Regions from separate parts of the Homo sapiens genome. Here regions 1, 3, 4, 5, 6 and 7 are each linked to region 2. The links are chromatin contacts, found by Hi-C or POLR2A ChIA-PET in ENCODE. All regions are on one chromosome and are shown on one strand. Each heading gives the region's core, a stretch centred on a gene start or an enhancer-like site at or near the end of the contact. The rest is flanking DNA. Distances are from core to core; before and after follow the strand shown.

Region 1 (3,335 bases), core at 103-2,602, 460 kb before region 2:
GTCTAAAAGGGCAGTGGTAAGTGGTAAGAACTGATTTTCCCTAATCCGTAGCAGGCAGATGTGACGGTTTCAGTCCCAATCCTCCAGAGCGTCAGCTCATCTGAGAGGCCTCGGGACCGGTTGCTCTGGTCTGGGGCCTCCGTGGGTGGTTTCCTCAGGGGTGTTTGTGCAGTCTTATGACTTTCTTTTCTTCCTTATTTCCTTCCTGTCTGCTTTACTGCCTCCCCTTCTTGGTCTCAGACCATAATGTGTAACAAACATATATTTTTAAACATTATTTTAAAAGACACGGTCTCACTCTGCCGCCCAGGATGAAGTGCAGTGGCACAATCATAGCTCACTGCAGCCTTGAGCTCCTGGGCTCAAGGGATCTTCCAGCCTCATCCTCCTGGGTAGCTGCGACCACAAGTGCTTGCCACCGTGCCCGGCTAACTTGCTACTATTTTGTAGAGACGGGGTTTCACTATGTTTCCCAGGCTGGTCTCAAAACACCTGGGCTCAAGTGATCGTCTCTCGCCTTGGCCTCCCAAAGTGCTGGGATTACAGGTGTGAGCCACCACACCCAGCCTGAGGTTTATTTTTGTATTTATCTTATTCCTAGTTTAAAAGCAAATAATTATATTATTTCTTAGTTTTCTTACCGCATAATGAAAACATTAACTTAATTGACTGGCTATTTTCAACAGGCCAGTAGCACATAAAAGAAACCTGAGGAGATGGCCTGCTGCCTGGGGATGAACGTCTCCAGGTGCCCGTGCAGCTGGCCACACCACACGGTGACGAAGGAGGTGGCAGAATCCGCTGCAGGGATGCGGTGACGAAGGAAGTGGCAGAGTCCGCTGCAGGAGGGGAGGCCGGTGCAGAATTAAACAATCTGGACCTTTCCAAGTTGGCCAATAGGCTACTTGTGACTATACCGGTGATACCATAAAGAACAGGCCAGGCGCAGTGGCTCACGCCTGTAATCCCAGCACTTTGGGAGGCCGAGGCAGGCGGATCACGAGGTCAAGAGACCGAGACCATCCTGGCCAACACGGTGAAACCCCTCGTCTCTCCTAAAAATACAAAAATTAGCCGGGTGTGGTGGCTCACGCCTGTAGTCCCAGCTACTTGGGAGGCTGAGGCAGCAGAACTGCTTGAACCTGGGAGGCGGAGGCTGCAGTGAGCTGAGATTGTGCCACTGCACTCCAGCCTGGCAACAGAGCAAGAGAAAAAAAAAAAAAAAGAACTGAAGAAGAACCAACTGCAGACGGTAAGGTGATTTCCATCTAAGATATAACTAGACCAACAGAAAATAACTTAGTTGAAGGAACCGAAAGCCACAGAAGTATAATATCAGCAAAAGGAGCTGAGGAGCTGCAGGAACCCTGGCTCGATGGCCGGCCAGGACCCAGAAGGCCACAGCAAATGAGAGGGGGAGACTCGATAGCTCATTTGGAAAAAGCGATGGACTAGGATGGGAAGCCGTGGCTCCTCGACCCTGCAGACCCTGGCACTGAGTGATACCCGAGGCAACGCCATAGCCGTGACGAGGTCAGATGAAGACGTAGAACACCACAGAGGCTGCAAGAGTGTGGCCTTTCCCTGCATTCTTCCTGCAACATTTCTGTAAGCTTTTGAAGTTTTATCAAAAAGTTACCAAAAAATTTTTAAGTGCTATAATGAGTGACTTCTAATTCCACATAAATCATCCAACTTCCATAAGCAACTAGAAAACCAGGACAAATACCGTAAACAATTGTTTTTGGACACTGGGTGCTGGGTGTCACGGGCTTGTGATCCCTGAGAGAACGGAAATAAACAGCTGCCCTGTGTCCGGCTTGCAGGTAGTTTCAGGCAGTCCCAGGCCACAGTGCAGAGACGGGGAGCCCAGCACTTTCAGGGAACAGGAGACAGAGACTGGGGCTCCAGGGAGGCTGAGGTGGTGACAATTTGCAGGACAGAGCACTGGAGAGGGGAAAGCTTCCAAGGTCTGCAGGAGAGGCCCCTGGGGTCTTTGACTAAGTATTCATCTGCTCAAGGGTAGAGTGACAACCCATGAGGCAGAGAAAAAACAGCGGGAAGGCGGTAGGCCAAATGCCCAGAGCTCACAAAAGGGACTGAGAAGAGTTTACAGTCCCCAAAGAGAAAGGACTAAAATCAATGACCTCTGCTTCTACCTTAAGAAACTAGGATGAGAAGAGCAAATTAAACTCAAAGTAAGCAGAAGAAAGCAAGCTTTATTGATGAAAGCTCAATCAATCAAATGGAAAATGGACAAACAACAGAGAAAAACCAATGAAACCAAAAACTGATTCTTTGAAAAGTTCCCTTGAGCTAGAATGGCCATGAATAAGAAACCATTAACTAGAAGGGTTTTGAATGAGTCAAAAATTACTGCTATCAGAAAGGGAAGAAAAGTCTGGGTGTGGTGGCTCATGCCTGTAATCCCAGCACTTCAGGAGGCCAAGGCAGGAGGATCACTTGAACTGAGGAGTTAGAGACCAGCTTGGGCGACACACTGAGACTCTGTCTCTACAAAAAATTTAAAAATTAGCCGGGTGTGGTGGTGTGCACCTGTAGTCCCAGCTACTTCCAAGGCTGAGGTGGGAGGATTGCTTGAGCCCAGGAGTTGGAGGCTACAGTGAGCCGTGATCAGGTCACTGCATTCTAGTCTGGACAGAGTGAGACTGTCTTACAAAAACAAAAAACAGGTGCAGTGGCTCACGCTTGTAATCCCAGCACTTTGGGAGGCTGAGGCAGGAGGATCCCTTGAGCCCAGGAGTTCAAGACCAGCCTGGGCAACACAGGGAGACCCCATCTCTTATAAATAATTAAGTAAAGAAAGAAAAAAAAAATGGAAGAAGGGCCAGCACTGTAGCTCACCCAGACACCAGAGGATCCTGAAAGATAATGTCAGTCCTCCCCTAATTGCCTTGACAGGCATCAGTAAATCCAGCACCCTCTGCCCACGTGGGAGCTGCACAGACACAGTTTGGGGTGTACTGTGTACATCTCCAGATTTAAGATATTTGCTGAAGCTCGTTTTGTTACTTTCTAAACTGTGGTGTGGACCCGGGCACACCTGGAGTTCCTGGCATGCATACTCGTAACCGAGAACCAGCAGCTGGAGCGCGGTGGGGAGCGCCCGGCACGTACCTTGTAGGCGATGCTGTTGAGTACTTTCATGGCCACGTCCGAGACCTCTGGATAGGGGTCAGCAGCCAGGTGCAGCAGGACTCTCCAAATCTGAGTGTAAACACTGTTAAAGGAAACTCCTGAGAGAGAGAAATGGAAGATGTTTTAGTGGAAAGTAGCTGCCAATGAGGCTCCTAAGGCGGCTGCATTTTCTGAAA
Region 2 (3,335 bases), core at 765-3,264:
GCAGCCTGGCGAGGCTGAGCACCCAGCCGAGGAGCAGAGAGGTGCCCACTGCCACCGCCACCCTAACACCCTCTGAGCAGAGGAGCCGGCACGCTCAGGATATCCTTTAAGACAAGAGTTGAAGGGAAAGACAGAATCAACCCGGCTCTGCAGGCGCCAAGGAGCCAGCACACATGGAGGCTGTGCAGTCCATTCCCCGGATGTCTGATGTGGGCGGCAGCACAACACGTTGCTTGGAGGGGCAGTGAGGTCATTCCCACAATTCTGAAGAAGGGTCAGTGGACTGTGTGCTCAGCAGGGAGGGCTGATGGGCCAGACTTGTGGATCACTGACAGCCGGGTCGGAGGGGGGGCTCACCGGGAGGGGTGTCCCCCACCACCCACTCCAGTTCACACTGCTTCTGACTTGTGCCCAGGAGAGCAAGCTAGCCTTCCAGGGGGCCAGAGTAACACTGGGCATCCTCTCGCTGCCTGCTAGGGTGAGACATATGGGACACGTGTGTAGGTGTCTGTCCTCCTTTGATTACTAGTGCTGGGTGGGGGGGGGGGTCCCCAGAGGTCCCCAGGGAGTGCAGAGGCAAAGGCTTAGCATCTGCCCTTGCTGCCTCTCTCCTGGACCAGACTGCTTCCCCTCCTTCTCCCAGGACCTGGCCGTACCTGGAGGGTGGAGCCCTCCGTTGAGCCTGCTTGCTTGAACTTCCCTTCCTCCCCTGCACTAGCAGGCCCCTCAGGCCTCATGGGGACACTCTTCCCCAACCCCCTACCTCACCCCCTCACCCCTCACCTAGAAGGAGGTCAGAAGAATTTGGTGCCATGGAAAGGAACATGGGGCATGGAGCACTTGAGGACACTCCCGGGACCCCCTCTGCAGGGGAAGGTGGAGCTCTGGGGCCAGAGGCTATGAGAGCACCAGCCAGCTCAGTGCACATTTGTCTGAGTCCGGAGTCCCAGTGCTGCTGTGAATGCGCTGAAGGGGTGAGGCAGGGATGGGGTGTTAGGGAGGAAAGAGAACTCTTTGTGAGTCACATTTCAGACGCCTCCATTCCCATTCATACATTAGGGTCTGTGGGGGACTGGGGCACATCAATATATTGTTAGAGAAAAAATGTATATGCAATATAAATGCATTAAGAAAAAAAAACACCCGAAGAAACGATTCTGACATGTTAATAGTGGTTCTATGTGGCAGTGGGATCGAGGATTTTTATACCGTACTTTCATATGTTTTCCAAATTTTCTACACCAAGCACGTGTTAGTTACGTAATTTAAAACTTATTTATTTTTAAACCAAATTCTCCAGCCAACTGTGCTTTTCCCCAGTTGCAGTAACTTTCCTTTCAGTCAGGTTTCTGGGTGAATCCAAAGAACAAGGCGGCCTCTCAAGCCCACATCATGTCACGTTCATATTTTCATTCTTCCTTCGTTGGGCCGGCTCTGCGGAGGCCGAGCGCTGGGGCTGGGGCGAGAACGGTGTCCCTGTCGTCAGGGAGTTTCCAGCTAGTGGCCTTCTCCCGCTTCTCAACCCATCCCCTCCCCTGTCCGCCGAGGTCGGGCTCTGACGGGAGCGGGCCGCCCTCCGTCTGATAGGTGCGGTCTGGGGAACTTGAGCTGCCCAGTCTCCCTCCTTCTTTCCCCTGCTGCAGACCCCAACTCTGAGCTTGGGGGACAGGGAGGCCGAAAGGGCCCTGTTAAACGCTGGGTGCTGGGAAGCCGCCCCCTCCAGGGAGCCCTCAGGACCTCAGGCCAGGGCTGGAAGCGAGAGGAGGCCGGAGCCCAGGGAAAACGGGCGACCGGGGGCGGCGCGCGTGTCAGTAAGGAGCCAGGCGGCGGGGACGGAAGCTCCGGGAGGGCGGCGGGCCGGGGCGGGTGTCAGAAGGCTCCGATTGGGCCTTCTGCGGCCCTGCTTCCCCCGCCCCCGAACCCCCCAAAAGCTGCGGGCAGCGGCAGGGCGCCTGCGACACAGGGGCGCGCCGCGCGGGACCTGAGGAAAAGCTACGGCCAAGCCCCGAGCACAGGCGCGCCGCCGCGCTGGCTCCGGGAACGCGGACGCACGGCGGGGCTGCCACAGCAACGCAGACAGGAGCGCGGCGACTGGCGGAACCGCGGAGAGGCGGGACTCAGGAGGCGTCTCGCGAGAGTTAGGCTTCGCGGGCTTCCGGCCGGTGCCGGCCGCGGGGGCCGACGGGGTTAGGCTTCCGGCGTGGGTTGTGTGGCCTCTCCCAGCTCCACGCGTTTCTGGGCGCCGGGCACTAGGCGAGCCGGCCGGGCTGGCGCGAGGCCGCAGGCGGGAAGAGTCCCCGGGGTCGGCCCCGAAGCGGCTCTGGAGGCAGTAGCCGGGGACGCCGAGGTCAGGGAGGAGGCGGATCCGAGCGCGGTCCCGCAGGGCCCTGTCCGTTCTTCCGCCTCGGCCGGTCCCGTCAGGCCGCCTTTAAATGCCCGGCGCCTCGCACCTGCTAACAAAACGAGCTCCTGCTGTTCCCCAGCTCCGTAAATGGTGCCCCTGGCCCTCCCCAGTTCTCAGGCAGAGCCTTGGCGGCCTCCCTGACCCCTAACACCCCGCATCCAGCCCGGCAGTACATCCTGTTGGCTGTGCCTTCGAAATTTCCCCAGACCTGACCTCTTCTCCCACCTCTGCCACCACCCTGCTCCGAGCCGTCTTTTCCCGCCGAGATGACTGTAGTAGCGTCTCAGCTGGGTCTCCCCGCTTCCACCTTCCCCTCCTGAGTCTCCTCAACACAGGAGCCAGAGCGATCTCGGAAAGTACAGGAGGTCATGCCCCAGTGTGGTTCCCCTTTCCTGGGTTTAAGTCAAGGTCCTCACCGTGCCTGCCGGCCTCCCGGGTCTCTGCGCGGTGGACTCTGGACCTCCCTGCCCCGTCCTGCCTCAGGGCCTTTGCACCTGCTGTTACCGCGGCCTGGAACGCTCCTCCCCTGAAACCCTGTGACTCCCACTTAGTGAGGCGACCACCTGTTGAAAACCGTGCCCCCTTCCTATACAGATGCTCCTGTCATATGGGGTTAGATTCCCCATCAACCCATCATAGGTTAAAGCATTGTAAGGCAATTTACGGTAGGTTTATCCGGATGTAACCCCATCTGTAAGCGGAGGAGTATACTGAATGTGTATGGCGTTTGTACCATGGCAAAGCCAAAATGTAAGTCAAACTCGAAGTCCAGGACGGTCTGTGGCCTGTACTCCCTTGCTTTCCCTCCCCGGCTCTTAGCGCCATCCAGCATCGTTGATAATGTAATTTGATGTGTATTGTCTGAAAGCACCAAGACGGCAGAGTTTCTCTCTTATCCAGATCACAGTGTGTGCTCAGTAAACACTAGACT
Region 3 (3,641 bases), core at 888-3,387, 380 kb before region 2:
TCTCTTCTCCTGGGTAATTTTCTAAGAGACTCGAGGACTCTGTGTTATTTTTTAGGTTAATGACACTCCGTGCTGCCGTGTCAAAGGGCATATTTTCTCAATGTCTTAGTAAAGGACCAAAATGAGAATGAAAAATGTTAAAATCCAGAAAAAAAAGTAAAAGTTTAAGATGAACAAAGGGACTAAAGAGCAATTTTTCACTTTCAAATATATGAAATATATTTCAATTTTCCCAAGACTGGCCCTCTTTGCACAAACATGCCCTTCCCCTGCCAACAGAGTTAAGAAGCAATCAGGAGATAATCAAAAGGCCTCAAAGTACGTGCAATAAATAGCTCCCATATGCCCAGTAAATCCCCAGCTGCAGGCAAATGGTATTCAGCAGCATTGAGGGAGATTTTACTCTTTGTTAAGACAGAAGCAAAGTCAATTATTGCAATTAAACTCTATAAAGATTCCTCGAATTTAATCAAATAAAAAGTTTCTGCTTCAGGAGTTAGAAGAAAGTGTGTGCAAGTTAGGGGAGGTGGAGGCGAGAGGAGGGCAGAGAGGGTGTCCGGGCCGTGGGCCGAGCAGACCAGCGTGGCACCTGGTGTGGCCTCGGTCAGTGCTGGGCAAGGCGCCTTTGGAACCATGCCTCCCGGAAAGCCTATTCGCACGTTCTCCAAGGCCCTCGCTTGGTGTTGAAGGCCTGAACTGCACTGGAGACATCGCTCAGCACACCGGACAGGATGCCGCCCAGCAAAGCTGTGTCAGAGCCACGGGTGACAATCTCTCTCGGACACGTGACCCATGTTGCTGCAGTGGGACATGTGCTCCTAAAAGGCTGGGGGCCCACTTGGATCCAGCCCCGGGGTGGGAGGCGGGGACTGACCCAGCTCCACATTTCAGACCAGAAAAGCAGCCCCAGATGGTTCTGGTTTCACTGATGCACAGAGGCTCAGGAGGCTGCGGGGATGACACAAAGCCCAGGAGGAAGGGCTGTGGCTCGGCGCCCAGACGATGCACGGAGGCTGCTCGGGGCCGTCCGGCTACCCAGGGCTGTGGACTCGAGGCAGAGCTGTCTACATGAGAGGAGGAAAATAACTTTGTTCAAGTACTAATGAGAAGAAAGGATGTAAAAGAACGCCTACAAACCGCTGAAAGACAAGCGCTGGAACCCGATTATCAGCACACAGTGAAGCGGCCCTGAACCTCAAGCCACAGCTCGGCCTGGGCCCGAAGGACAGCCCCACTCAGAGCAAGGCAGGGAAGACGGAGGTACTGGGAGGAGCTTGCACCCTGGCACCGCCTGCTGAGCAAGCCAGAGGCCCTCTCGGGGCCGTGGGTGGTTTATTTATTTATTTATTTAACCAAATTACAGGGCCAGATTACCCATTAAATTCTAAAATCGCATGGCAACCTTTTGTTTTGTTTTGTTTTTTGAGACGGAGTCTCACTCTGTCACCTATGCTGGAGCGCAGTGGTGCGATCTTGGCTCACTGCAACCTCCGCCTCCCGGGTTCAAGTGATTCTCCTGCCTCGGTCTCCTGAGTAGCTGGGATTACAGGAATGTGCCACACGCCTGGCTAATTTTTGTATTTTTAGTAGAGACGGGGTTTCACCATGTTGGTCAGGCGGGTCTCGAACTCCTGACCTCAGGTGATCTGCCTGCCGTGGCCTCCCAAAGTGCTGGGATTACAGGCGTGAGCCATTGCACCCGGCCTGCACGGCAACCTTTTAAACAGCAGAACAACGGTATTCTCTAATGAACATTTATCTGTTGATTAAAACTGGCTGCATTTTCTACGGTAAAATCAACACACACTTGCAGCTCTAATTTGGGATTCCCAGCTAAAGACAAGTGGGAAAGTGGGTCCTACGTACACACGAGAGGCCATGGTGGTGGGCTTCGGCGGCAGCAGCCAGCCCTGTGAGGTTTGGCAGCACACGACAGCAGAAGGTGGGAGGGGACCGGGAAGGTGTCTGGATTAGCACTTCCCACAGCCTGCGATCAAGCTGCCTGGAGAAGCAGGGCTGGAGTGCTGGAGTGCAGATCTGAGGGGAGGAGGCTGTGATTAGCTGTGACCAGCTCATCTGCATCGTGGGCTCCTCCCCCCCAGCAGCTGGGGGCAGAGGGACTTTCTAAGCTGTTGGCTGTTCTGATGAGTCACTCGCCTGGAAAACATGTCATCCAGGCAAGAGCTGGGTTTTCAGGAAACAGCCCTGAGATGGCGGGTGCCCAGGAGGTGGGCTGGAGGAAAACCGTCCAAGTCCAAGTCCGCACAGCCTCCATCTGCGCTGATCAGTCAGAGCGCGCCCGCCCCGGGAACGGAAAGCACGGGTTATTACCGCAGAGAAACGCAGGGTTTCAGGACCCCTGAAATTGAAAGTGAAGGAGAATGACTCCCCGGTGACTTTGCATCAAACATTAAACAGAAAGCCGGCTCTGAGTATTCATTACTGCCGCGGCCTGAAGCAAAGTGTAAATGCAGATGACTTCATGTTTTAACCTCAATGTTTGTTAGGCTTTGTTCCCTCTTTCCTCTTGCTAAAAATTCAACCTCTCCATCACCACCCAAGGAGTATAATAGCTAGATTGTACATTATTTATTCCAAATGCTCTTTTCTGCTATCTTTCCTGTGTGCTCCCTGGGGATGTACACACTTTGGTCTATTGATGAGGGGAGGAGAGAGCTCTGGGCATTGTTTTCGTGGCAGACAGCCCTGCAGAGCCCCCGGTGATGCTCCCATGGTGAGGAGCCCACCTCCACAGCAGCTCAGTCCTCAGTTGCAGTTGGCAAAATCTAGTAACAGAGGAGAGCACGATTCTGTTTCTGAGCCGAATGTTCTCCGTCTGAGCGTCTGAAACCACTCCTCACTCCTTTGTGCCTCCCTCCCTGCCCTTGTTAAGGAACAGCATTGGAGCTGGGACATGCCACTCAAGGTGGAGGCCACATTCCCTCCCTCCCTGGATGAGGCTGGACCAGACACTGCCACAGGACAGGGGGGCGATGGGCATGTGAGCTCCAAGTCTGTCCCCCAGGCCTGAGCTGCCTCGTCCACTCCTCGCGGCCTTCCCACCTGCGGGAATGTTGCTCCAGTGGCCAGCACGAGCTTCCACGGGGGATGGAAGCCTCCAAGACAGGAGCCGCCTGCACCCTGACACCTGGGGCCACGGCAGCCTATGCTGCCTATGCTCACACATGCCCATTTGTAAAGCCCCTGGATCACGGGTTCCCAATGAATGGGTGTTTCAACTAGTACACCTAACTACCTCCAGGGAGAAAGGCAAACCATTCAATGGAGTTTTTCCACACTAACCCAGCCGGTGTCTCAAGAGCGGTGTTGGCTGCATGCCCTCCGTATCCACCTGGCTCAAGCCCTTATAGCCAGGCACCAACATCTTCCTCATCTCTGGCTCAGCATAAAGGCCCTCCACAATCAAGACCAGTACCAAGTCTGTGTGGTTACGCCTCCCTAAATCTGCAACATGGTAACATGGTGGAATGGACTGGCTTCTTGTTAAATTTTACTGTGTGCACAGTGATACACAGGGATACACGGTGACATACAGGCACACACAGGGATACACAGTGACACACAGGGATACATGGTGACACACAGGGATACACGGTGACACACAGGGATACACAGTGACA
Region 4 (3,640 bases), core at 1,025-3,524, 460 kb after region 2:
TGGCCCAGCCTCGTCGACCCCTAGAGCTGAGCGAGTGAGTCTGGTCAGGAGTCCCAGACAGGTTGCTGGGGCCCCGGCAAAGACACTATAGAAATGGGCTTCCAAAGAGACAAAAGAGATTGTGTTCATTTTAGAAATTCGAGGGTGGCCAGGCCTGGTGGCTCAGGTCTGTAATCCCAGCACTTTGAGAGCCCAAGGCGGGCGGATCACCTGAGGTCAGGAGTTCGAGACCAGCCTGGCCAACATAGTGAAACCCCGTCTCTACTAAAAAGTACTAAAATTAGCCAGGCGTGGTGGTGGATGCCTGTAATTCCAGCTACTCGGGAGGCTGAGGCAGGAGAATCACTTGAACCCAGGAAGCGGAGGTTGCAGTGAGCCGAGATCACGCCACTGCACTCCAGCCTGGGCAACAGAGTGAGACTCCATCTCAAAAAAAAAAAAAAAAAAAAAAAAAAAGAAATTTGGGGGAAAGGCAGAAGGGAAATATTTGTGATCTTTGATCCCTCTGGTGTTGCCGTTATCATTTTGGTTGGTTTTCTTCCTGGACTTTCAAAGTTGGGAATTGTAATTGTCTATTCCAGGGGTTGGCAGGTGGGCCAGACAGCAAGTATTTTCTGCTTTGGGGGCCAGATGGTTTTGGCTGCAGCTTTTCAATTCTGCCCTTGTAGCATGGAAGCCACCACACAATGTATGTTAATTGGCATGGCTGTGTTCCATTAATTTTTTTTTTTTTTGAGACAGTGTCTCACTCTCTCGCCCAGGCTGGAGTGCAGTGGTGTGATCTTGGCTCACTGCAACCTCCACCTCCTGAGTTAAAGCAATTCTCCTGCCTCAGCCTCCCGAGTAGCTGGGACTACAGGTGCCCACCACCACACACGGCTAATTTTTGTATTTTTACTAGAGATGGGGTTTCGCCGTGTTGGCCGGGCTGGTCTCAAATTCCTGACCTCAGGTAATCCCCCCGCCTCGGCCTCCCAGAGTGCTGGGGTTACAGGCGTGAGCCACCGCGCCCAGCCCCATTCACGTTTTATTAAGGATACTGAAAGTGGAATTTCATATAATTTTCATGTGTTGTGAAATATTCTCCTCTGGATTTTTTTCAACATTTAAAAATGTTCAAAACCATCCTTCACATGAAACCTGCACGCAGGTGTTTGTAACCACTTCATTCATACGGGCGCGGTGGAAGCAGTCAGGATACCCTGTGGTGGTGGGTGGATGTGCGAACGGTGGCGCTTCCCTGCAAGGGAATATTGTTTATGGATAAAAGGAAATGAGCTGTCAAGCCTTGAGCAGATGTGGAGGATGCTGAAATGTACATTGCTACGTGGAAGAAGCCAATCTGGGCCGGGTGCGGTGGCTCACACCTGTAATCCCAGCGCTTTGGGAGGCCGAGGTGGGTGATCACTTGAGCTCAGGAGACCAGCCTGGGCAACATGGTGAAACCTTGTCTCTACAAAAAAAAAAAAAAAAAATTATAATAATAATACAAAAATTAGCCGGGCATGGTGGCTCACACATGTAGTCCCAGCTACTTGGGGGGCTGAGGCAGGAGGATTGCTTGAGCCCAGAATGCGGAGGTTGCAGTGAGCTTAGATTGCACCACTGCCCTCCAACCTGGGTCACAGAGTGAGACCCTATCTCAAAAAAAACAAAAAACACCAGTCTGAAAAGGCTGCAAGCTGCATGATTCCAGCTCTAGGACATTCTGGAAAAGGCAAAATTGTGAAGACAGTAAACAGATCAACACCTGCTGGGGGCTCAAGAGGAGAAAAAGATAAATGGGCAGATACTGGATTCCAAAGGCAGCGACACTATTCTTTTTCCTTTTCTTTTCTTGTCTTTTTTTTTTTTTTTTTTTTTTGAGACAGAGTTTTGCTCTTTGTGCCCAAGCTGAAGTGCAATGGCACAATCTTAGCTCACTGCAACCTCCACCTCCTGGGTTCAAGCGATTTTCCTGCCTCAGCCTCTTGAGTAGCTGGGATTCCAGGCTCCCGCCACCACACCCAGCTAATTTTTGTATTTTCAGTAGAGACGGGGTTTCACCACGTTGGCCAGGCTGATCTTGAACTCCTGACCTCAGGTGATGCACCCTCCTTGGCCTCCCACAGTGCTGGGATTACAGGCGTGAGCCACCGCGCCCGGCTGCAGTGACACTATTCTGTGTGAGGCTGCAATGATGGACGCCTGCCACTGTGTCTCTGAAACCCCATAGACTGTACAACACCAAGAGTGAACCTAGTAGAAGCCCTGAACGTCAGTTATTACTGATAATGTATCAATATTGGCTCATCAGTTACAGCAAATGTACCACGCAAATGCAAGACATTAATGGTATGGGAAAGTGTGTACATTGAGGGGAAACTCGCTGTACTCTGCTCAGTTTTTCTGTGAACCTAAAATCGCTCTAAAAAAGAAAGTCTATTCATTTAAAAAAGTCTTCGTTCATGGGCTGTACAGAGGCAGAGGGCAGCCTCAATTTGGCCCTCGGGCCATGGTTTGTGGATCCCCCGGTTTAGGCTAACAGTGCCCAATAGAAATGTAACGTGAGCCACCTCTGTGATTTAAAATTTTCCATTAGCCACGTTTAAAAGTTTTTATTTCGAAGTAACTACAGGAAGTTGCAAAAAAAAAAAAAGTACCGGGAGGCCCTATACACCCTTCACCCACTTCCCCCCATGGTGACATCCTGCATAGAAGCATAGTACACTCTCCAAACCAGGAAATTGAGGTTGGTACAGTCCACAGGTCTCACGGGTATTACAGGCACCCATCTGTGCTTGTGTGTTTAGAATCCTGTGCCACTGGGATACATGTAGCTTCCGGCAACTACTACCACTAGCTAGACGCAGAACCACTCCCCCACCGCAGGGTTCCTCCACGCTGCCCTGGCACAGGGCAACCACTCCTCTGTAAGAATTTTACGTAACTGGAACCCTGCATGATGTCAGCTTTGAGATGGACTTTTTTTGGTTCAGCATCATCCTGTGAAGCTCTATCCAAGCTGTCCTGTGTGTCAAGAACTTGTTCCTTTCTACTGCTGAGTAGCAGCACCCCACGGTCCACGCGCTCACGGACTGATGGACATGAACCATGGCTTCCCATTCAGGGGCGACTGTGAATAAAGCTACTAGGAACATTCATGTGTGGGGTTTTGTTGGAACCTAAGTTTTCGTTTCTCTAGGATAAATTCCCACAAATGCACTTGCCGAGTCATATGTGGATTGATTGTGTGATTAGTTTTTTAAAATACGTTTTTTATCTAGTAAAAATAGAGACAGGGTTTTTGCCATGTTGCTCAGGCTGGTCTCGAACTCCTGGGCTCAAGCAATCCTCCCGCCTCGGCCTCCCAAAGTGCTGGGATTGCAAGCGTGAGCCACCGTTCCCGGCCTATGTGCTTAGTTTTTAAAGCAATTGCTAAACTGTTGCATAGAGTGGCTGGGCCGTTTTACACTCCCACCAGAAATTTACGAGTGCCTTGTTTCTCCACATCCTCATCAGTATTTGAGGTTGTCACTATTATTTTTTTTAAGCATCCTGATGGGTGTGTAGTGACATCTCATTGTGGTTTTAATCAGCATTTCCCTAATGGCTCGTGATGTCGAATATCGTTTTGTGTGTTTATTTGCCATCCAGGTAT
Region 5 (3,652 bases), core at 585-3,084, 480 kb before region 2:
ACACGGCTGTTTCGCAGGAACCGCCACTCCCGCTCCTTGCGGATCTGACTCTCCAGGTCGTGCTCTTCTGGGATCTTCAACAACAGAAAACACCCAGTTAAGCCCAGCGATGAAACAGGGTTGTCTCTTGGTATCAATGGGGTATGGGTTCTAGGACCCCTCGGATAGCAAAACCTGCGCGGCTCAGTCCCCAATACGAAAGGGTGTGGCATCTGCGTACAAGCAGAACACATCCTCCGGCACACCTCAAACCCTCGCTAGCTTGCCCGCCATACCCGACACAGTGTCAACGCTGTGTAAATAGCTGCTATGCCGTATTTTTAAAATTTGGATTGTTTCTTGTTGTATTGTTATTTTAAATTTATTTTTGTTATTTACATTTGTTTTTTTATCCAAAATTGGTTGAATCTGCGGATGCAGCACCTGTGGACATGGAGGGTTGGCTGTAGTTATTTTCAGATGAAGGCACCTCTTTCTCAAAGGCTGAAGGCTTTGGGCTTCTCGTCTGGCCAGTGCACCAGAGGCACGGGCTGTTGTGGGTCCTGTGTCTGCTACAAAACACATCGCTGGTCCCTCCCCGGAGCTGGGAGAGGCGCTCTCCACGCCTGTGTTCACTAGTGTGGGGGCTCTGAGACCCTTGAGTGAGTGGCCTGTGAGGCTGACAGGTGTATGATGGGGACCAGGGCCTTGGGAAACGCCTCCCCAGGGAATGGGGGGCACTGAGGTCAGCACTGAGCAGCAGGGCAGGGGGGCACCGAATGCCGCTTCAAACACTGAAAACACAATCAGGAGGCAGGTGCGCTTGAGGAGACACTGCCTTTATTCTCTCTCTAATGCCAAAGGGAACCAGGCAGCTGGCTGGAAGATGAGGGAGCTTACGAGACAGAAGGAAGACAGCCTCATGAGAGGCCAGGCCGGGCCCCGAGAGAGTGTGGGACCTTCCTGGGCAGCAGAGGGGGTGCCACTGGGCTCCTGATGGTGGAAGAGCTAGGAGGGTGCTGAGCTGCAAGCCTGGCTGGGGTTAAACTAACTCGTGAGAACTTCAGTGCCTTCCCTAATGAGACAGCTTCAGAAAGACCAAGTTTATTTTCACTTGAAATATGCAGACGCTAGACATGCTGCTGCCCTCTCTTCCCTGAGCAAAGGTCTTCATTCACTTCAGGGCCTTTGCGTGCATGCGTGTGTGTGCGTGTGTGCGAGTGCGTGCATGTGTCTGTGTGTGTGCACGCACATGTGGGTTGGGGTGTGCACGTTCAGCGTCTAGGAGAGGTCCACACTTGGCAAATACTAACTAGGATTTAATTGACTTTCCGCGGGAGGATGGCCACTTGTCTGGGTTACGCAGATGCATTTCCTTAAGCATACATGCCGTCCAGTCAATCTGGCTAATTCTGTTCCTTGCTAAGAAACTAAGACTTGTGAAGACCCAAAATATAAAATAAATGAAATAAACAAGGTAAGAACCCTAATTCCTTTTGGCTAAAAGCAACTCTGTCTCGACAAAGGAAAAAGAGAGCCTGCATTAGTTATTAAAAAGTCGCTTTCTCTGATAGAAGAAATGGGAATAAAGACTATGGCGCATGGCCGTGTTTGCGTCCTTGCACGTAAATGTGGCGGAGAAAGAAAACGGTTTCTCCGTGTGGAGTTTTAGGCGGTCGTTGTAGGTGGTTATCATGTGCAAATGCTTACAGAGCATTCTTTGTGTCTCTTCCTCGAATGCTTTGTGTCAGCTCTGATTACAAAACAGAAACAGGCAAGCCCCAAACCTCATGTCTGACCCCGTGCTCATGGGTGGCTGTGGCTCAGTTCCTAGCATTTGATTGCTCTGCTTCCTTCTTTTTCTTCTTAAAAGTCACAAAACCACACTCGATAAAACAGCAACAACACAGCAAAAAAGACATCCAAACCCGGAAACAGTAACCACAAAAGGTGTCAAATGGCTCCCTCCGCACATTTTCTGATTTAGAAATAATCCCGCAACGGCAAATGGGATAGACTGTGGATTCTTAGCAACCAGTTTCACTTGACGACAATCCTGAGCTTATTAGAAAAGAAATGACAAATGGTAAATAACATAGAACAGTAATAAGAAAAAACCCGCGGTGGAAAGACTCAAAGCTGTGCAGGAACAGAGACATTGCACTTTAATGAGACTCGGGCTTCTCTGGGAATAAATTAGAGGAAGAGTCTAGAAGGAACTTTCGAGTGGGAAGGGAGAGGAACTGATGGGAATTCCAGCTCCTTGGCCCGGCACTCTATGGTCCTGGGCCTGAGCTCAGGCAAAGAATCCAGACGTGGGGGGTAGAAATGGGGCGGCTTCAGAGCCTCAGCTCCAAAGACAACAAAGACGACTGCAAGGTTGAGAGGGGGCCCATGCCAGAACAGGGAGGGGCACAGGACGCCCGGAGACAGGAGCTGAGGGGTTTCAGGGGGCCCCACACTTGTCCTGTTGCCACGGCACTGCAAGGGCCCTCTCCCGGCCCAGGGGCTTCTGCCTGTAGGGGTAGGGGCCGCCACTTCCCTAATCTGAGCTCTAGGAGAGAGCCCACAGCCTTCCTTTACAGCCCTTGCTGGGCTGGGAAGAGACTTTCTGAACGGGACGCGGTTCCGGAACCACCCCAAGTGTCTGTGTCAGGACAACCAGCTATGACCACGAGGGTCACAGGACAAGCATGGGCAGAAGTGGAGGTGCGGCGTGAGGCAGGAGGGAGAGCGGTGGATGGAGAGGCCAGGGGAAGGCAGAGATGCCGTGGAAGATGCGGGCACCCACCCTGGGAAACTAGGATGTGACCGCCGCTCAGCACGGAGGCAGCAAATGACACCGCAGCTCTTCATCATCGGCTCTGTCGCCTCCTCTCCACCTGTTTCTCTTCAGGCTGAATAAAGGCTTTTCAGTAAAAAAGGGCCCAGGCCCAGTGCAGGCTGAGCCTCCCTGTAAACAGAGCTCCTGGAGGCTGTGGGTGCCGCTGATCCTGTTACATGATGAGGATCTTGACACTCCTGTACCTCTTGGCTTCCACTCAGACAGAAACCAATTACGATTCTGAAGCCTCCCACAGAGGCTTCAGCTGAAAGCCAATGAAACACAACTCCTTTCCTGTTGCAAAGAAAAACCTGGGGCTCAGGAATAAAGGGAGATTAGAGGTTCCCCAGAAGACTTACGGGAAAGCAGCAGTTTGGGGCAGTTTTGGGATAAATTCTTATCCGGGGAATCTGGGAGCCTTAGAGCTGAGTCTTATCTTCAATCCCTCTGAATTTAGAAAGGTTCAAGGTGCAGGGGATAAAATTCAAAACAGGTACATGACTATCAAGATTGAGAAAGACTTGGGTGAAGGCAAAAGGGGAGAGGCACCCATGGGAAAAGATCGCTAACACATTAAACGCTCACACTGCCAGCTCCCTCCCTCTCCACCCGCTTAGCTCCTGATGACCTGAAGTGAGGGCAAATTTGCCTCTGTGATGTGCTTTTCCCCTTGACGCTTTTTATTATTTTCCCCACGGTTTAGCAACAAACTATCCCCTCCCCACTGAACAATAAAGTCCCCTCCGTGGACAGAGGCAGCAGAGGAAGAGGCGGAAGAGGTAGTGGTGTGCGTCGTGAGTCCACAGGCAACAGAGGTGATTTGATTCTGCCAGTGTCTCGTGTACATTA
Region 6 (3,519 bases), core at 14-2,513, 500 kb before region 2:
CCCACGGGGGTGCTCAGCAGAGGCAGTGCCCGGGGCTGCTGTGCCCACGCGTGTGCCCTGTCCCCTGCCAGACATGGACAGCACCTGCCCACAGGGGTGCTCAGTGGAGGCAGTGCCCAGGGCTGCTGTGCCCATGCGTGTACCCTGTCCTCTGCCAGACGCGGACAGCACCTGCCCACAGGGGTGCTCAGTGGAGGCAGTGCCCAGGGCTGCTGTGCCCACGTGTGTGCCCTCAGACATCCCTCCCCAGACACTTGCTGCATGACCCAGGAGGTGGCAGGCAGTGGCAGTATTCTGTTCAGGTGAGCTCAGAGGTGGCAGGTGCCTGGCTGCGGCCCTGCCTCACCCCGACAGCCTCTGCCTCCAGTCCACTGGCTCATCCCACATGGCCTGTCCCCTGTGCTCCTCCATAGGCTGTGGGGTGGACCTCTGTGGGGCAGACCTTTGTGGGATGGGCCTCAGTGGGACGGGCCTGGCGGCTTTGGGGAGCCCAGGACTGGCCTAAATACGCCACTGCAGGCTCCTGGGGAAGCTTTGCATCTCACTGAGAAACCTGGACCCAACCAAATGGCAGTGACACGGCCCTACCACCTGGAAGGTACCCTGCCAGCACTCGGGGAGGGAGAGGACAGGGTCAAGGTACCATTCGCTGAGTGCCATCCTTCTGTCGTAGACGCGGATGGAGCCGTCACCGAGGCCAGCCACGATGAGTGAGCGGTGGGAATCACAGGACAGACTCGTCACACAGCTGTCTGCGCCCGTAGGGATGTCCTAGAGCCAAACACAGGCAGCCCGGTGAAGACCGGGGCACCGAGCCACCCTCCCTGCTGTCCTGCAGCGCCAGGACCCCTCTTGCTGCCTGCCTGGCTGTGGGGATCACCCTCCCTGGCTGCAGGGGCCTTTCTCTCTATCCAGGGAAGCATCAAAGGCCTGGGGAGCCCAGGAGTCCCAGGGAGAGGCAGGGGCTGGCAGGACAATGAGTCACGCCCTTATCCCTTGGCCCTGGAGGGACAGCCCTGAGGCCCTGAGGCGCCTGGGACCCAGCCAGTGAGGCAGAGGCCAGCCCCACCCCGAGCGGAGGCCTGCAAACGCCTCTGGGAAGGACTGGCTGTCAGTGCCAATTAAACTTCCAACCTCTCTCTGTTTCCTAAAAAGGAAAGCAAAGCACATTTTGGCAAGGACTCCTCACTGGCTGCGTCTCAGAACTTCTAATGAGCTATGGGACGAGTCCAGGAGGGGTCATCTGGCTCCCTCGGGGGCTCTAAGTGCTGGAGAAGCGGGGGCGGGGGCGATGGCACCTGCCAGGGACGCAGGAGGAAAAGGGCCACGAGAGGGAGAGCGCTTTCCACGCACGATGGGCGGTGCTGGGTTGTGCACTCCAGGAGGAAACACAGGCGTGGGGATGATGGGGCCAGACCCCTGCGAGGGGCAGAGCCGGCTCTGGGAGCACCTGCTGCGCTCTGTGCCTCCACCCACCTCTGCAGGAACAGCACCTGCCCCGCAGGCCACCTGGGCCTCTAAGCCCCCACTGGTGACCAGACCCTGAGGATCAGGGTGTCCACGCTGTGCCCTGAGGGCTACGTCTCGTGTGGAGCCACAGCTCCAGACAGGTGCAAGACCCCCCCACCCCAAAGAAGGTGCCATGAAAGCTGCTGGTGCCTCGAGGGATCCACGGTCACGTCAGAGGGGAGGCTGCCCACACGGGAAGGCCTGGGCCAGGTTCTCGGGCTGCTGCTGCCCAGAGCAACCACAGCAGCTTCGAGCAGCTGAGGGTGCCCAGGCCTCCCCTCTGCTGGGCCTGCTCCACACCGCCCTCTACGGCAGCAGGGCTGAGCCATCCCTCCTGACACCAGATGGCCTGCCCGGGAGAGAGGCTGGGTATGGCCTCTGTGCCACACCTCTCCCTGGGGACCCAGAGGAAGGGAATACTGGCTCTAAAGCCACCTCAGGCGCTGCCCCTCACAGTATCTGTGGTCTCGCCTCTGCTCCAAATGAAGTCAATGCAGTTAGATTTCTGCTGAGCGCGGCCTGCTTAGGTCTCTACCACTTTTCCAGGCTGTCTTGGGCAAAACCAATGTACTCCGCTTTTTGTCAAAACTGAAAATAGCAGATGCTTTAAGAAGCAAAGAGGCTTCTGGCCGGGCGCAGTGGCTCACGCCTGTAATCCCAGCACTTTGGGAGGCTGAGGTGGGCGGATCACGAGGTCAGGAGATAGAGACCATTCTGGCTAACACGTGAAACGCCGTCTCCACTAAAAATACAAAAAAAAAATTAGCTGGGCGTGGTGGTGGGCGCTTGTAGTCCCAGCTACTCGGGAGGCTGAGGCAGAAGAATGGCATGAACCCAGGAGGCGGAGCTTGCAGTGAGCCGAGATCGCGCCACTGCACTCCAGCCTGGGCGACAAGGCAAGACTCTGTCTCAAAAAAAAAAAAAAAAAAAAAAAGAAACAAAAATCTTCTGTCTTCTGTAGCGGCTCACACCTATAATCCCAGTGCTTTGGGAGGCCAAGGCAGGAAGATTGCCGGAGCCAGGAATTCGAGACCAGCTTGGGCAAATACTGAGACCCCTGTTTCTACAAAAAGTTAAAAAAATTAGCCAGGCGTGTGGGTGCATGCCTGTAGTCCCAGCTACTTGGTGGTGGGGGGGGGGGGTGAGGTGGGAGGATCACTTGGACCAGGAGGTTGAGGCTGCAGTGAGCTGTGATTGCACGACTGCACTCCAGCCTGGGTGACGCAGGGTGACAGAGTGAGACCCCATCTCAAAAGAAAAAAAAAAACGCCTCCAAATAATTAATCATTCTAATTTACAATTGGTCACCCTACTGATTTCTGACATTCCTTAATTTGCAGAGAGAAGACACTACTTGCAAACACTCAGAGCTGGCGCAGCCTGAGCCATACTGCAGCGCAGGGCTGGGTGTTGCAGTTCACCTTCATCCAGAGGCCTCAGGGAGCCCACGTCTCCTCCCAGCATTGTCCCGGCACTGTCCTCCCAGGCCCTGACTCCACCCCTGGGATGGCCAGGCCTCACCGCACACTTTGCTGGGTTCTGTGACGAGGACCAGCCCTGCACACACTGCCCCACAGGCCCAGGGCTTGGGGGACACCTGCATGGTTACCTGCACCTTCATCTCACGGTCTGTGTCCCAGATCCGGACGATCCGCACGTCTCCTGAGCTCATGAGGAGGCCGGTCTCCTGCTCCCAGTCCACCACCATCCCAGCTCCTGGAGAGATACAGTGGGACATGGCATCACCCCATGGGCCCTTGCCTTGGGCAGGCTTTGGGGCCTGCTCTGGGCAGCAATTTGGCCAGCAGCTACAAGGTACCCCTGCCACCATCGAGCCCATCTGGTGGGTCCATATGCCTCATATGAGCTCCCGCTAGGGACCCTGGTGTGCCCCACGTCCAGGCTGGGGTGACAATTCTGAGCTGGAACTCCCAAGTCCGGGCCGGGATGACAATTCTGAGCTGGAACTCCCAAGTCCAGGCTGGGGTGACAGTTCTAAGCTGGAACTCC
Region 7 (3,449 bases), core at 738-3,237, 420 kb before region 2:
GGTCCAGGCCCGGGATGTGGGAGTGGGAGGAGAAAGGGGCAGGGCAGGTGGGGGCAGGGCAGGCGGGGGCAGGGGCAGGGGAAGGGCAAGCAGGAGCAGGGCAGGCGGGGGCAGGTGGCGTTGGGCAGGAGGGGCTGCAGAGCCCAGCAGGAGCTGCAGCCGGGAAGGACATGGCAGGTGGGCTACGGGTCAGACAGGCTGGGTTGGAGCTGGGTCAGCAAGGACAGAGGACGGAGATGATGCCAGGGATGCGAGGATCCAAGTGGAGGGCTGCCCACTGAAGAGGTGGGTTGCGTTTTCATCCCGGAGGGGTTACAGTGGGGCACACTGCAGCTGAGGCATCGATGATGAGACACAAGCAGGGCTGCTCCGGGGCGCGCACAGCCGAAACGCAGAACCTGACCCAAGCCAGGCTTCTAAGATGAGAAGTCACCGCTTATCGGGTGGTGCTGAAGACCACTTTCAGAGGGCAAGGCGGGGGACGGGGCCTGGGGAAGGAGGAGGGACGGGCCCCTAGAGGAAGGGGCTTCCGAGGGTCCTGTGGGCGTCCTGGAGGAAACAGGCCGGCTCTGAGGCTGGCAGTGTTACCGGAAGCCACACCAGGCTGCCTAACTTGGGGACACTTCTGCAAGTGCTGGCTCTGGAAGGGAATAAAATGATCCTGCCTTGGATATTCAGGGGTAACGATAATACTTCGGGAAGTATTTGCCCAAAACCCGAGGAAAAGGGGCAAGATTTGAAACAAAACTAAGTTTCAAGTCCAGGTTCTCCCTCTTACTAGTCAGGGACCCAGGTAAAGTTTTAAAAATCTGTGCTCAGCTGGGCGTGGTGGCTCATGCCTATAATCCCAGCACTTTGGGAGGCTGAGACAGGCGGGTCACAAGGTCAGGAGTTCGAGACCAGCCTGGCCAATATGGTGAAATCCTGTCTCTACTAAAAAATACAAAAATTAGCAGGGTGTGGTGGTGCGTGCCTGTAGTCCCAGCTACTCGGGAGGCTGAGGCAGGAGAATCGCTGGAACCTGGGAGGCGGAGGCTGTAGTGAGCTGAGATCGCACCACTGCATTCCAGCCTGGGCGACAGAGCAAGACTACGTCTCAAAAAAAAAAAATCTGTGCTCAGGTCGTGGAGTCAGAGATGAAACCACGCATGTGAAAGCAGTCTGAAACTGCAGTGCGATGTACAAATCATGGATGCTGTGTTTCTTGGAGAGGGACCCACAGAGCATGGGTTTCTAGGATCAATACCTAGAAACTGAGCAGTGACAGACACTGCATCGACAGAGTGAGGCGTGCGTTCTGCCAGCTCCCAGCATGCTCCTTTCCAGAGGACGAAGGCCATGCAAGGACAGAGGGCCGGAATTTTAAGAACTGGATGCCTGAGGATCAAGAAGAGAACGGCTCTCCAGTGCAGCCCTGCACAGCTGGCCCTTTCCCACTGAGGCAGGAGCAGTTTTGCAGAGGGAATCTGCTGGTTATGCAGCCCAGAAGCCCCTAACCCCGCCATTTCTCAGGGGTGCTCTTACAATGAGGTGTTTCTGCCTCACATCAATACACTGATGAGGCGGGTTATGGGCTGGGCTGCTGGAATGAGAGCTGAGCACGATGGGGAGCGGGTGGTCAGGGAGCCAGGCGCCGGCCTCAGATTGCAAGCTGCTCCCCCGAGCTGAGGAGGCCAATTAAGCAGGCAGTTTTCAAGCAACAACTGGCTTTAGCTGAAGGTTTTGACAAATAAACTGAGATGCATCGACCGCCGTCCACGTAAAGACTCAGCCCAGAGGGCCAGGGCAACAGAAAAAGCACTGGGTTCTGAGAATGAAGGCACCTTCCTTTGTTTTAACCACAGGTTCCACAAGTCAAATCGAAGCCCACACATTCACGGTGAAGCTCCTCAAACATGTCTCACGAGAGTGTAATGAAGCATCACTGACTCAAATCTCACTAATTCTGAATTTGAGGCATGCAAATCAGGGTGGGAGAACTTAGATGTGCCCTTGGTATCGGAGTCTGGCAACTATGTGGTGTATACTACCAGATGTCTGTTCTGATACGGTCATTATGCCAGGTGGGAACCACGGATGATGATGCCTTTTCATACCTTCATTTTCAGCGCTCGGCAGGGGTCATTTACATATCTGTTTAATACACACATTTTCACTAACTCAAACCGCCCCCACCCTCCCCGCAGGCAGGAACCTGGGAGCTCCCACTTCGCTGGCTAGGGGGACTGGGGTGGACTCTCTCGGCTGCTGCTCACTCGCCCAAATTACAAGCACACTTAGACCAAGGGCCTCGTTAAACAGAAGAGGAAACAAGACTTGAAACCACACACGCGCAGAACGGCAGCCAGCAGGCAACACACACTCCCTGCGTGGCACGGGCTCAGTGGGAAGACCCAGCAGGCGACACACACACATCCTGGGCGGCACGGGCTCGGTGGGAAGACCCAGCAGGCGACACACACACCCTGCATGGCACGGGCTCGGTGGAAGACCCGGCAGGCGACACACACACCCTGAGTGGCACGGGCTCGGTGGGAAGACCCGGCAGGCGACACACACACCCTGCATGGCACAGGCTCGGTGGAAAACCCAGCAGGCGACACACACACCCTGTGTGGCACGGGCTCGGTGGAAGACCCGGCAGGCGACACACACACCCTGTGTGGCACGGGCTCGGTGGAAGACCCGGCAGGCGACACACACACCCTGCGTGGCACGGGCTCGGTGGAAGACCCGGCAGGCGACACACACATCCTGGGTGGAGGGGCTTGGTGGAAGACCCGGCAGGCGACACACACACCCTGCGTGGCACGGGCTCGGTGTGAAGACCCAGCAGGCGACACACACATCCTGGGCGGAGGGGCTTGGTGGAAGACCCGGCAGGCGACACACACACCCTGCGTGGCACAGGCTCGGTGGGAAGACACGGCAGGCGACACACACACCCTGCGTGGCACGGGCTCGGTGGGAAGACACGGCAGGCGACACACACACCCTGCGTGGCACGGGCTCGGTGGGAAGACACGGCAGGCGACACACACACCCTGCGTGGCACGGGCTCGGTGGGAAGACACGGCAGGCGACACACACACCCTGCGTGGCACGGGCTCGGTGGAAGACCCGGCAGGCGACACACACACCCTGCGTGGCACGGGCTCGGTGTGAAGACCCGGCAGGCGACACACACACCCTGCGTGGCACGGGCTCGGTGGAAGACCCGGCAGGCGACACACACACCCTGCGTGGCACGGGTTCGGTGGGAAGACACGGCAGGCGACACACACACCCTGCGTGGCACGGGCTCGGTGGAAGACCCGGCAGGTGACACACACATCCTGGGCAGCACGGGCTCGGTGGAAGACCCGGCAGGTGACACACACACCCTGCGTGGCACGGGCTCGGTGTGAAGACCCAGCAGGTGACACACACATCCTGGGCGGCACGGGCTC

Evidence for each region. A loop is a pair of places that touch in the nucleus more often than their neighbours do. ChIA-PET counts read pairs that join two places held with the same protein, here RNA polymerase II (POLR2A). Pooled maps may share reads with other maps.
Region 1: a loop to region 2 is called in a map with no recorded cell type, with 6 times the contacts of the local background. The contact joins two enhancer-like sites. A Hi-C loop is called at or near these places in 2 of 37 single-sample maps with no recorded cell type and 3 of 50 pooled maps. POLR2A ChIA-PET finds 5 or more read pairs at or near these places in 4 of 52 experiments (MCF 10A, OCI-LY7, activated B cell and 1 more).
Region 3: a map of psoas muscle shows a loop between it and region 2 (7-fold over the local background). The contact joins two enhancer-like sites. A Hi-C loop is called at or near these places in 1 of 168 maps with a recorded cell type or tissue (psoas muscle), 5 of 37 single-sample maps with no recorded cell type and 14 of 50 pooled maps. POLR2A ChIA-PET finds 5 or more read pairs at or near these places in 13 of 52 experiments (CD4-positive, alpha-beta T cell, CD4-positive, alpha-beta memory T cell, Caco-2 and 10 more).
Region 4: a pooled map shows a loop between it and region 2 (11-fold over the local background). The contact joins two enhancer-like sites. A Hi-C loop is called at or near these places in 5 of 50 pooled maps. POLR2A ChIA-PET finds 5 or more read pairs at or near these places in 4 of 52 experiments (CD4-positive, alpha-beta memory T cell, H1, HEK293T and 1 more).
Region 5: a loop to region 2 is called in a pooled map, with 4 times the contacts of the local background. The contact joins two enhancer-like sites. A Hi-C loop is called at or near these places in 5 of 50 pooled maps. POLR2A ChIA-PET finds 5 or more read pairs at or near these places in 10 of 52 experiments (CD4-positive, alpha-beta T cell, CD4-positive, alpha-beta memory T cell, CD8-positive, alpha-beta T cell and 7 more).
Region 6: a map of prostate gland shows a loop between it and region 2 (1.9-fold over the local background). The contact joins two enhancer-like sites. A Hi-C loop is called at or near these places in 2 of 168 maps with a recorded cell type or tissue (prostate gland and sigmoid colon) and 4 of 50 pooled maps. POLR2A ChIA-PET finds 5 or more read pairs at or near these places in 5 of 52 experiments (AG04450, BJ, PC-9 and 2 more).
Region 7: a map with no recorded cell type shows a loop between it and region 2 (11-fold over the local background). The contact joins two enhancer-like sites. A Hi-C loop is called at or near these places in 3 of 168 maps with a recorded cell type or tissue (cardiac septum, dorsolateral prefrontal cortex and vagina), 4 of 37 single-sample maps with no recorded cell type and 7 of 50 pooled maps. POLR2A ChIA-PET finds 5 or more read pairs at or near these places in 10 of 52 experiments (CD4-positive, alpha-beta memory T cell, MCF 10A, Panc1 and 6 more).

What each region holds. Positions count from the first base shown.
Region 1 is chr17:80,908,733-80,912,067 of GRCh38, reverse strand. RPTOR (regulatory associated protein of MTOR complex 1) reads right to left here. Exons shown (of 34, transcript NM_020761.3): 21 at 3,139-3,257. Among named protein-coding and RNA genes, the nearest start is that of CHMP6, 81 kb to the left of the region's middle. RefSeq lists enhancers at 319-368, 1,137-1,326, 1,447-1,676. Within about 2 kb of position 1,352, at least 2 of the 41 ENCODE cell types and tissues checked have a DNase peak (open chromatin) inside an H3K27ac peak, as active enhancers do.
Region 2 is chr17:80,453,575-80,456,909 of GRCh38, reverse strand. No RefSeq gene overlaps it. Among named protein-coding and RNA genes, the nearest start is that of NPTX1, 21 kb to the left of the region's middle. RefSeq lists silencers at 1,727-1,986, 2,247-2,456 and an enhancer at 1,664-2,493. Within about 2 kb of position 2,014, at least 39 of the 41 ENCODE cell types and tissues checked have a DNase peak (open chromatin) inside an H3K27ac peak, as active enhancers do; they include CD4-positive, alpha-beta T cell, CD8-positive, alpha-beta T cell, prostate gland and 1 more, where a contact is called at or near this core.
Region 3 is chr17:80,831,772-80,835,412 of GRCh38, reverse strand. The region is part of intron 9 of RPTOR (regulatory associated protein of MTOR complex 1); the gene reads right to left. Among named protein-coding and RNA genes, the nearest start is that of CHMP6, 160 kb to the left of the region's middle. RefSeq lists enhancers at 478-1,249, 2,019-2,328, 2,795-3,567 and a silencer at 1,974-2,190. Within about 2 kb of position 2,137, at least 41 of the 41 ENCODE cell types and tissues checked have a DNase peak (open chromatin) inside an H3K27ac peak, as active enhancers do; they include CD4-positive, alpha-beta T cell and psoas muscle, where a contact is called at or near this core.
Region 4 is chr17:79,996,350-79,999,989 of GRCh38, reverse strand. All of the region lies in intron 3 of TBC1D16 (TBC1 domain family member 16), which reads left to right. Among named protein-coding and RNA genes, the nearest start is that of TBC1D16, 38 kb to the left of the region's middle. Within about 2 kb of position 2,274, at least 11 of the 41 ENCODE cell types and tissues checked have a DNase peak (open chromatin) inside an H3K27ac peak, as active enhancers do.
Region 5 is chr17:80,936,918-80,940,569 of GRCh38, reverse strand. RPTOR (regulatory associated protein of MTOR complex 1) reads right to left here. Exons shown (of 34, transcript NM_020761.3): 25 at 1-74. Among named protein-coding and RNA genes, the nearest start is that of CHMP6, 53 kb to the left of the region's middle. Within about 2 kb of position 1,834, at least 2 of the 41 ENCODE cell types and tissues checked have a DNase peak (open chromatin) inside an H3K27ac peak, as active enhancers do; they include CD8-positive, alpha-beta T cell, where a contact is called at or near this core.
Region 6 is chr17:80,957,330-80,960,848 of GRCh38, reverse strand. It overlaps RPTOR (regulatory associated protein of MTOR complex 1), which reads right to left. Exons shown (of 34, transcript NM_020761.3): 29 at 3,119-3,225; 30 at 644-771. Among named protein-coding and RNA genes, the nearest start is that of CHMP6, 33 kb to the left of the region's middle. RefSeq lists an enhancer at 945-1,462. Within about 2 kb of position 1,263, at least 17 of the 41 ENCODE cell types and tissues checked have a DNase peak (open chromatin) inside an H3K27ac peak, as active enhancers do; they include prostate gland, where a contact is called at or near this core.
Region 7 is chr17:80,876,014-80,879,462 of GRCh38, reverse strand. All of the region lies in intron 13 of RPTOR (regulatory associated protein of MTOR complex 1), which reads right to left. Among named protein-coding and RNA genes, the nearest start is that of CHMP6, 110 kb to the left of the region's middle. RefSeq lists enhancers at 272-871, 2,089-2,138. Within about 2 kb of position 1,987, at least 4 of the 41 ENCODE cell types and tissues checked have a DNase peak (open chromatin) inside an H3K27ac peak, as active enhancers do.